3 separate regions of the Homo sapiens genome follow, and all the other regions are linked to region 3. A link is a contact called in ENCODE Hi-C or POLR2A ChIA-PET data. All regions are on one chromosome and are shown on one strand. Each heading gives the region's core, a stretch centred on a gene start or an enhancer-like site at or near the end of the contact. The rest is flanking DNA. Distances are from core to core; before and after follow the strand shown. Region 1 holds the start of EIF2B2 (eukaryotic translation initiation factor 2B subunit beta). Region 2 has its middle 16 kb from the start of PGF. Region 3 overlaps BATF (basic leucine zipper ATF-like transcription factor).

Region 1 (3,671 bases), core at 192-2,691, 540 kb before region 3:
AAAGTAGACATCCTTGCCTTGTCCTGATCTTAGGGAGAAAGCAATCTTTTACTGTGAAGTATGATTTTTAGGTGTAGGATTTTGTAGATACCCTTTATCGAGTTCAGGAAGTTCCCTTTTGTTCTAGTTTTCTGAGAGTTTGTACCATGAATATTGAATTTTGTCAAATGTTTCTTCCTGCATCAATTGACATGATCATGTGGTTTTACTTCTCAGATTGTTAATATGGCATATTACATTGATTTTTAAGTGTTTAATCAGCTTTGCATTCCAGGTTTATGTTTCACTTTGTAATTACATATTATTCTTTTTTTATGTATTGCAGGATTTGATGTGCTAATAATTTGTTGCAATTTTTGCTTCTATGTTCATGAGAGATATTAATCTGTAATTTTCTTTTCTTTGTACTACCTTTGGCTAACTTTGGTATTGACATAATCTTTTTGGAGGGCAATTTGTTAATTGTAACAAAAGTCTAAAATGTGCTCGCCTATGGATTCCACTTTGAAGAATTTATCTTAAGGAAATAGAGATTTCTATTACACACATACTTTGGGTTCAGGTAGACCTGGATTTAAGTATGAACCCAATCCTTTATTAACTGCTTAAATTCTGTGGGTCTGTTTCCCAATCTGTAAAATGGGGATAAGAGGACCTATTTCAGACCTTATTAACTGAGACAATTCACACACAGTGCCCAAGAACCAGTAAGCTTTAAGTAAATGGTAACTCTTGGTATTATGTTATACTCTCTGGCCTCTCTGTAGGAGGACAATTCTGTCCAAATCAGAGGATGTCATCTTTGCTTCTGTATTGGCTCCCACTTTGAATCTCCTTAATCTTCCTCATCTCTAATTTCGCCGTCTTCTGTTAGACGTGTTAGGCCTTGAGAATACAAAAGCAACAAAAGATATCGTCCTTGTTTTCAGAGACATGAACCTCCTAGACACAGGCGCAAACGGTACCAAGCAATGTAACAGAACAAAAGTGAGACGTCTGCCCAAGGGGCAGCCGACCCTGGACATGCATTCAGAGCGTCAGTGTCAGCTGACACTCGGGAGTGACAGCTCGGGCAGTCACCGAGCTGGGAAGACAGGAGGGAGTGCCGCAACTTCTTCAGTGTAGCCTTAAGTCGCGGTGAGGGGCGCGTAGAGACTTGCTGCTCCCATAGCAACGGGACCAGCCACCCTCTACAGGCCTGACGGGTTACTTCCGTTCACCGTCGGCTGAGCCAAGAAAGGCCGCTTCCGATCCTCCAGCCCCCGAGGCGCGGGGGCGCGCGGACGCCCGGTTATAACTGAACAACCCGAGCCCCACGTCTCTGATTGGCTCAGGCAGAGGAAGGGGGCGGGAGATCGGCAACGAAGGGCGTAGCCGGCTTCCACTCAAACTTGAGGTTTCCCCCCATCCCCTCACAGCGGAAGCCGACCTCGCCCGCCCCGGAAGTGCAAACTGTGTGGTCTGGCAGGTGTGGATTCCGCCGGTGAAGGCTGAAGGCAGCTACCTTAAAGATGCCGGGATCCGCAGCGAAGGGCTCGGAGTTGTCAGAGAGGATCGAGAGCTTCGTGGAGACCCTGAAGCGGGGTGGTGGGCCGCGCAGCTCCGAGGAAATGGCTCGGGAGACCCTAGGGTTGCTGCGCCAGATCATCACGGACCACCGCTGGAGCAACGCGGGTGAGGCCGGCCTGCCTCCGCCGGCGAACCTGGCCCCTGTCTGTTCCCGATCCCAGGGCTGAAAATTTCCCAGGCCTCACTTCGCGTTGGCTCCTCTTATCCTCTCTCTTTTGGACTGTAGGGGAGCTGATGGAGCTGATCCGCAGAGAGGGCAGGAGGATGACGGCCGCTCAGCCCTCCGAGACCACCGTGGGCAACATGGTGCGGAGAGTGCTCAAGATTATCCGGGAGGAGTATGGCAGGTCAGGCTCACGTCCTGGGCTCCTGGTTGGATCCAGTGACACTTTTTGCACGGGCCCCTCTACCTGCTCGGAGACTTTATTGGAGCTGAACAGCCCTTGTTACCTGCCTGACCACTCCTCCCCACCTCTCTCTTTGGGTCTTGTTGCCTCTATAGACTCCATGGACGCAGCGACGAGAGTGATCAGCAGGAGTCCCTGCACAAACTGTTGACATCCGGAGGCCTAAACGAGGATTTCAGCTTCCATTATGCCCAACTCCAGTCCAACATCATTGAGGCGATTAATGAGCTGCTAGTGGAGCTGGGTAAGAGGCCTGATCGCTGGGAAAATGGGACTGGTCACAGGCACATAAGGGAACAGAAGCCTCTGAAGGTTGTTCATTAGCAGAGATGGGAGATTAGCTGTCTTCTGGTTCTCAGAGGTTTGTCCTCCTTCCTGATTAGGAAATGTTGCAACAGGTGACAGGACCAAAGTAATCCTCTCTACTTTTCCTTACAGACCAACCCTTGATAGACTACAGATCTGTGGAGTGGAACAGACTCTATTAGGACAGAGTTTTATTTTCATTGTAAAGAAACAAAATGAACTCCCTAGAGAGCCAAGGTCGATAGACCTCCTTCACTATCTGAATTTTTATACACACGTACACGTATACCATTTCTATCCCCCTTGTCATTGCGGTCCAAGTGACTTGCAGATATTCATTGTAATCAGAGGATGAAGAAGCTGCTTCCAAATTGCTCCCCCATTTTTTCTTCTCTGGCCAGTCTCTCTCATGTAGAAGTGTTGTGGCCACCTTTTGGAGGAAGACTTCTTTTAGGCCGAAGCTCTCTTTACCCTATTCTCAGCACTTTAGGATTTCCCAGATTGCCATTCCTTGGCTGAATCTACTGTCTTCAAAATCAGTTGTAAGGAGCTCTGTAGTGACAGAGGTGGTTCATAGGTAGGGGTACTTCTGGAAGAGGGCAGGCAGAAAATCCCAGAGGAGTGGGGCTTTTAAGAAATTGTGACATAGCTGGGCATGGTGGCTCACACCTGTAATCCCACAACTTTGGGAGGCCAAGGTGAGTGGATTGCTTGAGACCAGGAGTTCAAAACCAGCCTGGGCAACATAGTGGGACCCTGTCTCTATTAAAAAAAAAGAAATTGTGACATTTCACTTTAAGCACATTAACCCTGTGGTACCAGGGTCTGCTAGGTGGGCAGTGCATGTGAAGGGCAGACATCTTTTTCCGTATACGCGTAATGTGTGTTTGTGATATAGCAATTTCATATATATATATATATATATATATTTTTTTTTTTTTTTTTTTTTTTTTTTTTGCAAAACCGTTCTTACAGAAGGGACAATGGAGAACATTGCAGCCCAGGCTCTGGAGCACATTCACTCCAATGAGGTGATCATGACCATTGGCTTCTCCCGAACAGTAGAGGCCTTCCTCAAAGAGGCTGCCCGAAAGAGGAAATTCCATGTCATTGTAGCAGAGTGTGCTCCTTTCTGCCAGGTAAGGAGACTGCTGGAGTTGCTACTAAGAAAAATGAAAAATGAAGAAGAAATAAACGAGAGATGGGTAGGGCCATTCCAACCTTGAATTGATAAGCAAGACTTTGAGACACTGAGAAGATCAAGTAAAACATTAAGTGAATTTTCAAGGTGTTCGTCCTGTGAACATTCATAAATAGTGGTTTAAGAAAGTTGGGGCCGGGAGCGATGGCTCATGCCTGTAATCCCAGCACTTTGGGAGGCTGGGCGGG
Region 2 (3,717 bases), core at 1,153-3,652, 600 kb before region 3:
CTCTAATAAAAACACAAAAATTAGCCAGGTGTGGTGGTGTGCACCTGTAGTCCTAGCTACTCAGGAGGCTGAGGCATGAGAATCGCTTGAACCCGGCAGGTGGAGGCTGCAGTGAGCGGAGATTGTGCCACTGCACTCTAGCATGGGTGACAGAGTGAAACCCTGTCTCAAAAAGAAAAAAATGTATCTAATGTCATTTCATTCCCCTGTTTGAAACTCTGCAGTGGTTTATCTCACATTATAACAAAATTTGAACTCCTTACCCTGACTTGCAAAGCCCTTTATGGTCTGGCCCCTGGCTACTTCCAACATCACATCCCATATCCCCCCTCCCTGCCCATCATGCTCCAGCCACACTGGGGTTCCTTCCAGCACTTTCCACCAGCTGTGCCCTCTGGAGTGCTCTTATCCCTGATCTTTACATGACCAACTCCTTCTTGTCCTTCAAACTTTACCATCAATGTCATCTCCACAGAGATGCCATCCATAACCTCCTGACCTAGAGTACCTTCCCCCCAACGCTATCTCTTCACCTTTCCTTATTTTCTGTTCTGGTTTCTTATTGCTGCATAACAAACTACCTCAAAACAATTTGTTATTATAGTATTTTATGTTTCTGTGCATCAAGGAAATCAAACGGCACAGTGGATACAGCTTGTCTTTGCTCTGTAAGATCTGGGGCATCTGCTAAGATAACTGTAATGGCTGCGGGTTGGAATAGCTTGGGGTTGGCTGAGTCTCTCTCTCTCTCTCTTTTTCCACATCTCTATACGGCCAGCTTGAGCTTCCTTCCAACATGGTGACCTCAGGGTAGTTGGACATCTTACATGATAGCATAGGGTTCCAACAGACCAAGGCAGAAGCTGCCAGTCCTCTTGAAAGCTAGACTTGAAACAAGTATAGGGTCTCTTCTGCTATAGTCTACTGATCAACGCAGACCCAGGCCAATTCAGATTCAAACAGAGGGAAGACACTTCACCTCTTAAGAGGAGGAATGTAAAATAATTCAAGAGCATCTCTAATATGAGAGAACGCATTTTGGCAGCAAGACATTTTCTTATTAATGTATTTGTTTATATGGGTAACTTGCTTATTGAGCAAGTTTTTTTCCCCCTTCCATCATTGCTTCTAGATGAACTATGTTGGTTCTCCTTTTTCTGTCCCGTAACAGTATCTTGGGCAGATCTTCTAGTATTCCTGTTGCTTTAGCTTATTAAAGGCCCAGCCCCATCTAGGCTGGTCCATCTAACCAAGACTAACCATTTCCCTTCCCCAGGCAGGGTCTGGATTTGGCCCAGGGGAGTGGGGAGGGGTGTAGTTTGCCCCTGTACCCCCACTCCTCTCTCTCTCTCCTCCTCCTTTTCTCTCCCCTTTTCTCTTCTTTCACACAGATGGGGAGGGAGAGCTTTCAGGAAAGTCCCTGTCAGCTGTGGCCATTTCTTCTCTGGCTATGAATGTTCCCGGCATGATGGCGTTCAGATGCTAACTCTCTTGTGGGTTCACCACAGGGCCACCTCGCACCACTGTTCCCTGATGTGAGAGGTCCCTTCAGCTCTATATCTCTCACCCCACCACTCAGCCACTGCCCCAACCTCCACCCAACAGCCTACCGACTGTGGGTCTGCACAGCTGCAGGCCTCCCTCTTGGGAGGACATGGACAAGACAGCTCAAGGACATGCACCTTCCGCCATGTCCACCTGACCCATGGGCAACGACTGCTGGGTGCCCCAAGGAGTCCCTGCCCTGTCTGTCTCTGCCTCTTCAATCCTGCCCTCCCCCAACCTCCCTGTCCAGATGGCGCGTGGGCTGATCTCAACAGCAAATCCAGATCCAGGGAGAGGAGGGGAGGGAGTCAGCACCCCAGGACTCCAGTGACCCATCTCCCTCTCTCTTCCTTCCCCTGTCCTGGTCTTCTGCTTATGGAGACTGAGGAAGGGGGTGCTGGGAGATTTGGGGGCATAGCAGAATTGCTTTAACCATCTCTTAATAAATCCTGTAGGCAAATGGGCCTAGTCTCAAATGGTTCCTTTGTTTTAGAATATGGGGTACTCAAGGCCCTTTTTCCTTAGCTCTGAGTCCGGCCACCCATTCGAGCAGCAGAAAAGGCCCACCCAGTACCCTCTGGCACTAGAGCATGGGCTGTCTCTCCCCTCGCATGTGTGGTCCACGAGAGCAGGGTCCTGTGTGTCTGTCCCCACTGGATCCTGGATGCCTAGTCAGTGTCTAGGACACAGAGGGTGCTCCACAAATAGATGACAAGCAAATCCCTCTAGGACCTAAATGGCTGGAACGGCTGCCAATATAGTCAAGTAGGCCAGCTGGCTCCTTCCTACCCATTCCTGCTGCGAGGCTCCTGCCCACGGATGTGGAGTTTTGCTTCTGGCTTCCAGGAGCTTTTCTGGTTTCTGTCTTGCTCTCTACAGGGGTCACTGGCCTGGGTCGGGAGGCTGCCCGCCATGTGGGTGACCTTATGGAGCCAAAAGCCTTGAAGATGCTACCGGGCCTGGGTTGGGGTCCTCAGGGCTGAGCTAGAGGCCTGGCCAGTGGGAGGGGATGGGTGCTCTTCCCAGTTCACAGTGGGTCAAAGGCAACAGCTCAGAACAGCTGCAGCTAAAGAGAGGAGAGGCAGGAGAGGAAGTGCATTTCTTTGGCAAAGTATGTCTCCTGGGGCTGACTCACACCCGTCTATGACCACAGCCAGAAGCACATTCTGACCAGCGTGTCCTGCAGAGTCCCCAGGCCTCGGTGAACAGGGCACCAAGGACAGCTGCCTCAGCAGGGCCACCCCACTCCGCTGGACATCCCCAGCTCCCCTCAAAGCCCCAGGCAGGCCCCTGTGCCCCTGGGTCCCTGTGGGTTTCTCCTCAGCAGCCTCAAATGAGGAAGTGAGGCTGAGGAGAGAATGGGGGAACTTCTCTTCCCCCAATACATATAGCAGCATATAACATCAAAGACACAGACACACAGACACACACACACACACACACACACACACACACACACACACACACCCCTTGCAGGTCAGAAGCAGAGTGGAGTTTGATAGTAAGTGGTTTGGATTAAAAAAAAAATAGGCCTGGCATGGTGGCTCATGCCTGTCATCCCAGCACTTTGGGAGGCTGAGGCGGGTGGATCACTTGAGGTCAGGAGTTCAAGACCAGCTTGGTCAACATGGTGAAACCCTGTCTCTACTAAAAATACAAAAATTAGCCGGGCATGGTGGCGCACGCCTGTAATCCCAGCTACTCAGAAGGCTGAGGCAGGAGAATCGCTTGAACCTGGGAGGTGGAGGTTGCAGTGAGCCGAGATTGTGGCACTGCACTCCAGCCTGGGCGACAGAAGGAGACTCCGTCTCAAAAAAAAAACCATTAAAAAATAATAAGAAGATTTATTTTTTTCCTGCCAAAGCACTGAGGAGGAAGACGGAAGGAACTGGGGGGTAAAAGGCAGAGAAATCCGGGCAGCATCTGCTGGTCCTTGCGTCTGTTCAGCAGCCCGAGCAGGCTATACGTGCTGCCGTTCAGCGCCCTGAGACCCAGCCCAGGATGTCTATCAGGAGGGCCGGAGGAGTTCGGGAGTCCTTGCGGCACTGGGCTGGGGCAGCCCTAAGCCCTGGGAGAGGAGGAGATTGTGCTCTTGATGCTGTTAAAAAGTGGCTGGGACCAGCCTCTCCTCAACTTTGGAAACAAAACTACATCTTGGGAGCTCCTCGTTAG
Region 3 (3,956 bases), core at 1,313-3,812:
AGGGGTTTGGGATGGACGCTGAATGAACCAAACTATAGTTTTTTTCACATTTGAGGGCAATGAAATCATAGTCTTGAAAACCAAGGACCAGGCGATAGCCTTTTCACCCTGTGACTAGACAGGTCCCTGAGGGCACGGCTGATGTGGCCAATCTTCTGTAAATGCAAAGGTGCTTATGGCCCTAGAGCTTCAGCTCTAAGACATGAAAGTGAAGGTTCCTCCAGAATCACACACGTGCATTATTCAGCGCAAAGATCTGTGGTTTGGTGATTCTTCTTCTCCTTTCATAAGGTGAGAGGCAGCAGTTGGGGTGAATTTCCCCAGGAATGGTGGGAGATGTGGGCCTAGATCCTCCCGCTGCTTGGGAAGAGTCGTACTTTTCAGTTGGAAGCCTGCTCCAGGAATGGCGGGCTCCACCCTCTGCATGTGACGTACAGGGGCTGGTAACTGATGGAGCCTGAACATATATCTGGGTGTGAGGGATAAGCTTCGAACGCCACTTAAGTGTAGGTGGGAGCCAAAAGGTCACCCTGCCAATACATGATTACATGTCCTGTTGAGGAGAAAATACACAGGGACTATTTTCACCCTTCTGGAAATTGTGATTAGAAAATGCAAGGAGAAGGCCAAGACACTAAACTGGAGCTGGTAGGGAGGAAGCCTCAGCCCTGCTCAGGGTGCCTGGACAGTCCCCACCAGGGCCCAGCTAGGAAATGCCAGCCTTGTCCTTGGTCTTCGTCCCTAATGGCTCCCGGCGGGTGAGGGAACTGCCTGGGGATTCCCCATCGTTGAAGCGCTCTGTGAGTGACCCCCTCCTAAGCCCCTCCAGTAGGGGATTTCCCAGAATGTTCCCACGCCCCCAGGAAGCCTCTTCCTTAGCCACCCCCAAGCTGCTTGCGGTTCATGGTAGAGGTAGGTGGCATCAAATGACCCCACAGGTGAGGGATTTGCCTGAGGTGGGAAAAGAGGGAAGATAAAATTGGAAAGCCACCGGGGCTGAGGAATTATCTCATAGGAGAGAACTGTCAAACAGTATAACGTTTAAACAGACTTTAAAGGCAAGAAAGGATGGAGGGCACAGACTCTGAAGCCAGAGTGCCTCAATTCAAGTACCGGTGCTGCAACTTCCAAGCTGCGTGATCTTGAGCCAGTGACTTAACTTCTCTGTTCCTCTGTTTTTCCTCTTCTGTAAAACGGAGATAATATTTTCTACCACACAAGTTTGTTGAAAATATCAAATGTAATGATAACCATAAAATACTTAAAAGAGTGATTGGCACACGGAAGTATTCAATAAATGTTAGTTATTGGCCAGGCATGGATGATTCACGCCTGAAATCCCAGAACTTTGGGAGGCTGAGGCAGGCGGATCACTTGCGGTCAGAAGTTCAAAACCAGCCTGGCCAACATGGTGAAACCCCGTCTCTACTAGAAATACAAAAAGTTAGCCAAGTGTATTGGCGGGCACCTGTAACCCCAGCTACCCAGAAGGCTGAGGTGGGGAGAATTGCTTGAACCAGGGAGGCAGAGGTTGCGGTGAGCTGAGATTGCACCACTGCACTCCCAGTCTGGGCAACAGAGAGAGACTCTGTCTCAAAAATTAAATAAACAAATAAATGATAGTTAAGTTAACCTAGGCTATTTTTTTAAAAAAATTTTGGTTTCTATCCACCTTTTTCGTATAAATTGAGCCAGGTTACACCTTAGACCTATTAGATCAGAATCAGGCATCAGGATTGCTAAAGCTCCCCAGGGGACCCCAGTGTGTGGATGAGGTTGAGAATCATTGTTTTGGTCCAGTCTTTCCATTTTAAAGTGAGGCAACTGGAGCTGAATAGGGAAATCGAGTCACTGAGGATCACCCAGCCAGGACCAGGGCCCAAGTTCCTATTCCCATTTACCGCTGATGGAGCTCACCGTGGTCATGAGTTCAGGACCTGGCTCTGTGTCTGGAGGAAGGTCTGGCCTCGAGTCAGCCCTTGTCCAGAATATCTGGCCAGGTGACCCCCTCTCCATGCAGCCCAGGAGGCAGATGGTCAGCTCTATGATTGGAAGAATGTGAGTGACTCAGGGATCTTGTGTTGTGTTGTGTTGTGTGTGGGTCACCAAAACCGAGACCCAGCTTTCTCCTGGGAGACAACAGGGTAGCCAAGGACTTATTTTTTTGTTTTGTTTTGTTTTGTTTTTTGAGACAGAGTCTTGCTGGGTTGCCCAGGCTGAACTACAATGGTAAAATCTTGGCTCACTGCAACTTCTGCCTCCCAGGTTCAAGTGATTCTCCTGCCTCAGCCTCCGGAGTTGCTGGGACTACAGGCATGCGCCACCACGCCCGGCTAATTTTTGTATTTTTTGTAGAGACAGGGCTTCACCATGCTGGCCAGGCTGGTCTTGAATTCCTGACCTCAAGTGATCTGCCCACCTCAGCCTCCCAAAGTGCTGGGATTACAGGCGTGAGCCACAGCACCTGGCCAACTTTCTAGTGTTCTCGGGAGACCTTTGCCCACTCAAGTCTCCAGTCTCTCGGGGGAAGCAGTCAGTGTGAGAGAAGGAACACAGGGCCCCGAGCCAAGCCCTGCTCTGCGCCTCCCTCGCGGGCAATGAGTCTTTGCATCAAACACTCAAAGTTTCTGAACTTCTGAGAAAACAAGTGCCTTGAGGTGAATCCTATAGCACAGCTGTCACCAGCCTGTGGTCATTTTGGAGGGTATGTGGCATAGGTTTGTCCCAGGGTCTCAGTTGTCCTCATCTGTAGAGTGGGGATAATAACAGCTGACCTTCCCTATCCCACACAGAGCGTTATTGTGAGGAGTCTGATGGACCTGGATGAATTCTGAATAGGAGAAAGATGGGTACATGGATGCCCAAATGCAGGCTCACCCCCACCCCTCTCAGTAGCAGAAGACATGCATATGGGAGAAGCTGCATTTCCTCCCAGCCTCACTGTGCTCTAGGTGTCCAGCCCTCATTGTTAGGGGATGTCACTGTTGTACCTCTGGATAAACAGCTGCTCTCATGCCACCTTTGCCAGTTGTCCCTTCAGCTGGGCGAGCCCTTTCCAGGGCATGACTGCCCCAAGGAGGGCCAGAGGGGACTGGGCAATAGCAGGGACATGGAGGGACGAGGCCCCAGATCAGCCACTTCCTCCTGCAAGGGAAGTCAAACCCTTTCTCTCATAAGTGTCAGGCTGGCTGCACGGTCCCTGGGCTGGCAGGGCAGGTTTCTTGGGGGCCCTAGCAGGAAGCACTCTTGCTTCCCAAGGTAAAGACAAGTTTCTTATCACTGGCGGTGGTTTTCTGGTTAGAGGCAGCAGGCAGCGGTTACAAACTTTGCCTAGAGCTCTGGGATCTGCAAGCCAGGGAGGGGGAGGCAGACGACAGAGCTAGAGTGAGCTCAGCAGAGCTTGCTTAGGGAGGAAGGACCCGCTGTCACTTCCCGAAAGCTGGGCCAGCCTCTAGGCGGGGAGAAGGTCAGAGTGGCCCTCCCTTCTGCCTCGGGGTTTGCCCAGGCTCTTCAGAGCACAGAATTTACAGTAAATGTTGTCACCAGTGGAAACTCTCAGAGGGGGCGAAGAAAAGGGCTAGAGGAAGGAGCCAGGACTCCCGGCCCCCAGTTCCCGTCTTACCAACACCCCCTAGTCTCATCGTGTTGCTTGATCTTACCTTTCGGTAAAGAGGGGATGCCCTCCTTCTGGGATGTGCCAGGAAATACCCAAATGGTAAAATGAATGAGCCGGCCACACCTTGCAGAAGGCAGGGCTGTGACTCCATCATCGTGGCTCTTGATAACTCCTCTGCCCCGTTTTAGAGGGGCTTCCTTTGTACTGACCTTGGCACACTTTCTAGCTCAGAGCCCCATTCAAGAAATGCCAGGTTGAGGCTGAGCATGCTTGTGTCTGTCCTTCACAGATGATGGAACCTGGCTTGATGAGCAAGGCCATGTTGGTATATGCTTCTCTG

The links. A loop is a pair of places that touch in the nucleus more often than their neighbours do. ChIA-PET counts read pairs that join two places held with the same protein, here RNA polymerase II (POLR2A). Pooled maps may share reads with other maps.
Region 1: a loop to region 3 is called in a map with no recorded cell type, with 13 times the contacts of the local background. The contact joins the promoter of EIF2B2 here to the enhancer-like site in region 3. A Hi-C loop is called at or near these places in 1 of 37 single-sample maps with no recorded cell type and 7 of 50 pooled maps. POLR2A ChIA-PET finds 5 or more read pairs at or near these places in 1 of 52 experiments (PC-3).
Region 2: a loop to region 3 is called in a map with no recorded cell type, with 4 times the contacts of the local background. The contact joins two enhancer-like sites. A Hi-C loop is called at or near these places in 1 of 37 single-sample maps with no recorded cell type and 2 of 50 pooled maps.

What each region holds. Positions count from the first base shown.
Region 1 is chr14:75,001,480-75,005,150 of GRCh38, forward strand. It overlaps EIF2B2 (eukaryotic translation initiation factor 2B subunit beta), which reads left to right and starts at 1,442. Exons shown (of 8, transcript NM_014239.4): 1 at 1,442-1,674; 2 at 1,796-1,916; 3 at 2,072-2,220; 4 at 3,258-3,421. The coding sequence starts at 1,512. RefSeq lists enhancers at 989-1,078, 1,120-1,800.
Region 2 is chr14:74,937,594-74,941,310 of GRCh38, forward strand. No RefSeq gene overlaps it. Among named protein-coding and RNA genes, the nearest start is that of PGF, 16 kb to the right of the region's middle. Within about 2 kb of position 2,403, at least 11 of the 41 ENCODE cell types and tissues checked have a DNase peak (open chromatin) inside an H3K27ac peak, as active enhancers do.
Region 3 is chr14:75,539,494-75,543,449 of GRCh38, forward strand. The region is part of intron 2 of BATF (basic leucine zipper ATF-like transcription factor); the gene reads left to right. Among named protein-coding and RNA genes, the nearest start is that of BATF, 19 kb to the left of the region's middle. RefSeq lists an enhancer at 62-111. Within about 2 kb of position 2,563, at least 24 of the 41 ENCODE cell types and tissues checked have a DNase peak (open chromatin) inside an H3K27ac peak, as active enhancers do.